Linked DNA regions of Homo sapiens: region 2 is linked to region 1. The links are chromatin loops, found by intact Hi-C in ENCODE. Cell type or tissue: transverse colon. All regions are shown on one strand. Each heading gives the region's core, and the rest is flanking DNA. Links, peaks and the distances in the headings are about the cores only.

The links. Peaks named below come from ENCODE experiments on the same cell type or tissue, not always from the same donor. Only the 100,000 strongest peaks of a DNase experiment are listed, where the experiment ranks them.
Region 2: it touches region 1 in a loop (2.5-fold over the local background); 33 of 110 quality-filtered maps call a loop at or near these places.

Annotation. Positions count from the first base shown.
Region 1 is chr6:4,129,208-4,132,129 of GRCh38, reverse strand. ECI2 (enoyl-CoA delta isomerase 2) reads left to right here. Exons shown (of 10, transcript NM_206836.3): 3 at 1,265-1,363; 4 at 1,570-1,758. It also overlaps the pseudogene TEX56P. Among named protein-coding and RNA genes, the nearest start is that of ECI2, 4.9 kb to the left of the region's middle. In transverse colon, for the core only: no CTCF peak of the experiment used is centred there; a DNase peak (open chromatin) is centred at 1,359.
Region 2 is chr6:4,033,267-4,036,188 of GRCh38, reverse strand. All of the region lies in intron 2 of PRP4K (pre-mRNA processing factor kinase PRP4K), which reads right to left. Among named protein-coding and RNA genes, the nearest start is that of PRP4K, 13 kb to the right of the region's middle. In transverse colon, for the core only: no CTCF peak of the experiment used is centred there; no DNase peak of the experiment used is centred there.

The sequences.
Region 1 (2,922 bases), core at 216-2,715:
GCGTTTAACAGCTTGCAGTGAGTTCTGGGTGTCTTTCTAGCAAATTGTTGCACTTGAGGGTGGTCCTGGGTGCCCTCCAGCCTTGCAATTGGTGTTAGCATTGAGGACAGTCAGGAGACAAAGGCAAGCCCTTATCCTGTGGACTGTGTTCCCTCTAACTTCTAGGTTGGCCAACTCTTGCCAGATGACACTATCTCTGTCTAAAGAAATTCATAACCTCCTTTACTGCCTTTTTCTTTTTTCTTTTTTCTTTTGTTTTTATTTTGTTTTTTTGAGACAGAGTTTTGCTCTGTCACGCAGGGTAGAGTGCAGCGGCACCATCTCAGCTCACTGCAACCTCTGCCTCCCAGGTTCAGGCAATCCTTCTGCCTCAGCCTCCCAAGCAGCTGGAATTACAGGAACCTGCCACCATGCCTGGCTAATTTTTGTATTTTTAGTAGAGATGGGGTTTTACCATATTGGTCAGGCTGGTCTCGAACTCCTGACCTCAGGTGATCCACCCACCTCAGCCTCCCAAAGTGCTGAGATTACAGGTGTGAGCCACCACACCTGGCTTGTTTTTCAAAGACTCTTTCTTCTTTCCTCTCTAACTGTATTATAAAATTTTAAAAATTTTAACTGGAATTTTAAATTGCTATTTCTGAAAAGTAGCTGAGTGGGATATTTTATTCATCTCAAAACACCCACTCCACCTAGCCTCAAAAATAAAATTTAATTCCTTTTTGCTTTTTACTTACATGTTCTTCAGTTAGGTTTCCTAAGAACCAGTAGCTCTGATAGCCCCACCCTAGCCCCTCAGCTACAGTTTTGTTACCCAGGTACCAAAAGTCCACCACTGAATTAGTGGTGTTTTTTTTTGTACCTTCAGATGGGCTTTTGGAATATGCTGTGGGTTTTCAAGTATTTGTTGACTAGTTCCTTGTAAAGATTGTTTGCTTGAATATTTTGATTGTTTGTGGAAAATGTGATTACCAATATAAAACTAATGAACCATTAGATTTTTTTAGAAAATACTTCCCCAAAACCTTTATCCTGCATTATTTTCATAGACAGGCAGTTATAATTTATTTCCAGTCTTTTTTCTGTTTGTGCATTTTTGGCAACAACATCAAAGAGACTGGAGGGGAAAATTCAGATCAATTTACATACCCTGTGAAAGGATTTGGGGGAGGCATTCATGTACTTACAGATTTTATGGATCTTAAATATTTAGGGGTCTAGTTTACATGGACATTTGAACATATTGCCCCTCTCCTTTTCACAGGCCACTGAAGGACCTTGTAACATGCCCAAACCAGGTGTATTTGACTTGATCAACAAGGCCAAATGGGACGCATGGAATGCCCTTGGCAGCCTGCCCAAGGTGAGTTTACTAGTTACTGTGCTTTTATTTGCTGTACTTCTAAAGAAGTTTGTGCTTCTCATTAAGCCATTGTAAATGGAGTCTTCAAGATCTTGATGTGCTTCTATTCTTTCTTCATTGCAAGGTGTTAGTTATTAGTATAGTAACTTTCTCAAAGTGCTTATTCATTGACCATGGGCTGAGGTTGTTTGTCATCGTCCGTTCAGGAAGCTGCCAGGCAGAACTATGTGGATTTGGTGTCCAGTTTGAGTCCTTCATTGGAATCCTCTAGTCAGGTGGAGCCTGGAACAGACAGGAAATCAACTGGGTTTGAAACTCTGGTGGTGACCTCCGAAGATGGCATCACAAAGATCATGTTCAACCGGCCCAAAAAGAAAAATGCCATAAACACTGAGGTAATGTTACCTGCCCACGGAGTTTGTCCTGTTTTACTTTCTTCTTCTATGTGTTTCACACAAAAGCTGTAGAGTTTCAGCATCATTCCTATTTTAAGATATCTCTTGTTTGATTTGTGCAGGAAGGTTGGTAATTGTGGCTACTTCATACAACAGAGTTGAGCATTCATTGTTTAGAGTTTGTGAATTTCAGGTAGGTTCTGATATACCCAGAAGGCACTGTGATTTTCCTAATAATGGAAGCAGAAATAAATGAATATAAATGAAACATGTTGCTATGAGAGAATTTGCATAGAAGCCATCTAAGGTTGGTGTAGACTGCTCCCAGAAGTATCTTCATGTCACTTAGACATGAAAGTAAGTCTTTCTGCTTGCACGGGGGCTTCATTTTTTATAAGTATAGGGAGAAAGGAGAGAAGGACTTCATCTTAAACAAATTATCACCCAGCTCCGCTTTAAAGTAGCTGCTTCACTCGGTAACGTTAGTCTTTGAATCTCTCACTGAACTAGAATGATAATAAAATAACTACCTTAGCCCCTTCTTCTTGAAAAAAATTATAGGGAATTAATTGGATGCTTGGTGCTCAACTGGGACTAAAATTTCAGAGGACTATGACCATTGGGTCAATAACCTCCATTGTGGCAGAAAGAGCATACTCACTTTAAAATCATCTTCAGAATTTCATGAAGTAGGATATGTGTCATTCAACTAATAAAGCATTTAATGCTCAAACTTTATTTCCACTTTCCCCTGACTCATTTCTCTACAACTATAATAATAATAGCTACTCTGTACAGAGTGTCTAATGAGTGCCAGCACTCTCCACACAGAAGTTTATTTAATTCTCACAGGGAGCCTACTGTTATCATTACTTAACAATAAAATAATTAGATTAAGAAGTAACTTACTCAAGTTCACATAACAAATAAGCAGCAAAACCTAAATTGAAACCCTGATAGCCAGTCGTGGTGGCTCACCCCTGTAATCCCAGCACTTTGGGAGGCCAAGGTGGGCAGATCACTTGAGGTCAGGAGTTCAAGACCAGCCTGGCCAACATGGTGAAACTCCATCTCTACTAAAGATACAAAAAATTAGCTGGGCATGGTGGTGCGCACCTATAGTCCCAGCTACTCAGGAGGCTGGGGCAGGAGAATCTTTTGAAC
Region 2 (2,922 bases), core at 226-2,725, 96 kb after region 1:
ACAAGTACCTTTCAGTGAGTTTTACTCTTGTTTAATGTGATATTTGTATTACAACAGGCCTTTCTACAGCTTAATTTTTTAAAACAGGTTTTGAACATTTCTTAATGTTATTCCAGGTTTGGTCACAACTATTCAATCTGAACAGTCAGATTGTAAATAGGTTTGTCTCCATAATCAAATAATATTACAGTATTTTCCTCATTTATTATTATTATTATTTTTTGAGATGGAGTTTTGCTCTTGTTGCACAGGCTGTAGTGCAATGGTGTGACCTCGGCTCACTGCAACCTCTGTCTCCCGGCTTCAAGAGATTCTCCCGCCTCAGCCTTGAGTAGCTGGGATTACAGGCATGAGCAACCACGTCCAGCTAATTTTATATTTTTAGTAGAGACAGGATTTCTCCATGTCGGTCAAGCTAGTCTCGAACTCCTGACCTCAGGTGATCCACCCGTCTCAGCCTCCCCAAAGTGCTGGAACACAGGCGTGAGCCACTGCAACTTGCCTTCCTCATTTAATAAAAACCTAAAAACACAACCTGCCTTGCATGTTTCAGCACGGTATACAGAACCCAAGAATCCTTCTCTGATCCAGCCAAAATGAGCAAGGTAGACTTTGATTCAGATCTGTAGTGCTTACTTCTTGGTAGTGCTTACTTCTTGATAGGGCCATCTGAGGAAACTCTTTTATTTAATCTGCTCACATACACGCACAGCCTCAAAAGACCAGTTAAAAAATATAAATGGGCTGGGTGCGGTGGCTCACGCCTGTAATCCCAACACTTTGGGAGGCCAAGGCAGGCAGATAACCTGAGGTCAAGAGTTCGAGACCAGCCTGGCCAACGTGGGGAAACCTCATCTCTGCTAAAAATATCAAAAAAAAAAAAAAAAAAAAAAAAAAAAAAAAATTAGCCGGGCGTGGTGGCGCACACCTGTAGTCCCAGCTACTCGGGGAAGCTGAGGCAGGAGAATTGCTTGAACCCAGGAGGCAGAGGTTGCAGTGAGCCAAGATCACACCACTGCACTCCAGCCTGGGCGACAGAGCGAGACTCCATCTCAAAAAAACAAAACAAAACAAAACAAAAACAACACACATATATGTGTATATATATGTATATATAAATGGATGGGATAAAGTAAACTAGTATAAAAAGAACAGAGTGTTGTCTGCTAAAATGCAATGAAAATAAACAGTGGCTCAGGCCTGTAATCCCAACACTTTGGGAGGCCGAGGTGGGCGGATCACGAGGTCAGAAGTTCAAGACCAGCCTGGCCAACATGGTGAAACCCTGTCTCTACTAAAAATACAAAAATTAGCTGGGCATGGTGGTGCGTGTCTGTAATCCCAGCTACTTGGGAGGCTGAGGCAGGAGAATCGCTTGAACCCAGGAGGCAGAGGTTGCAGTGAGCCGAGACCACGCCACTGCACTCCAGCCTGGCAACAGAGCAAGACCCCATCTCAAAAAATAAAATAAAATAAAATAAATAAATAAAAATAAAGAAAATAAAAATGTTCACCCTCACTAGTCACCTAAGAAATTTCGATTAAAACAATTTTTGGGTTTTTTGTTCTGTTTTTAAGAGTGACAAAATACTATATGGTATCCTGGTAATAAAGGTTTTCCTAAACTTTCCTAATACAGTTTCAGGAAAAGGGGCAGTTCACATAGTCATAGAAGTAGAAGTAGAAATTGACCTAACTTTCCTGGATGGAAATTTAGCAATAACTTTCTACAATGTAAATGTACATACTCTGAGACTTTGCAAGTCCACTTCTATGAGTCTATTCTATAAAGAAACCTCACATATAACCAAGGCACATCTTCGCATATAATAGTGAAAAACTGGAACCAACCTAAATTTTTCATCAGTTTCAATAGGAGAATGATACTATAATACATCTACACTGAAATACCAGTTGCTGTCAGGCAGAATGAAAAACAATCTATATGTTTTGTCGCAGAAATGTTTCCTGAAAAAAGCAAGCCACATGTGAATATGAATAATATGACTCCAGTTTTGTTAAAAAAAAAAATTCCCTTATATTCATGTTATTGTCTGTACAAGGAAAGACCTAAGATAAAGTAAATTTCTAAGGAGTGGTAGTGGAGAAATGAAAAGGGAGACAATTTACAGGCTTATTTGGATTTCTCTTTAATAAGTAAGTATGCATCACTTCTGTAATTTAAAAAAATATTTTTGTTTCAAATACTCAGCTCTAGTCCTTAATAAACTCCTCAGAATTTGCTCTTCAAACAAAGCAAACTGAAAGACCACCAAGATAATTAAGAAGCACTTGAGATAACAGAATCAGTAAAACTAATCACTGCCTCAATCCAGGAAGCCAAAGGAAAAAGGGGCTATTTCATTACAGTGCCACTCAGAAGTAAAGAATCAAGACGCTCTTAAGACACAGCACTTGGAAATAAAATTTGAAATTTCTCTGAAAATATGATGACTTCACTTTCAGGGTGAGTTTATATTTATACCCATTCACAGAAAATATTATTATGAACACAGTAAACGGCTAGGAATTAATAACATCCTTATATAGTATAAGCCAATACTCTTTTAATAAGCAAAACCTAGCTGGCAATTTCATAATACTTAAATACTAAATACAAAAAAGACATTAAGAAATCTGTTTCTAAAGTAGTTTAAGTGGTATAAACACTCCTCCCCGCAAATACTTCCGTTCTATGATCCTACGTAAATTATATACATTCTCTGATTCTATTTCATTTATAAATTAGGTATGAGAGCCCCTTCACCTCATGAGTTAAGATAATCACATGAGGATTTATAAGAACTAAGACAATATATTATTCAAATAGTACAAAATAATTTCATATACTATTCTTCTTAAGCTTAAGAGATACTACTTTTCAACAATGAGATTATATGTATTAATACAAAATTTTCCATT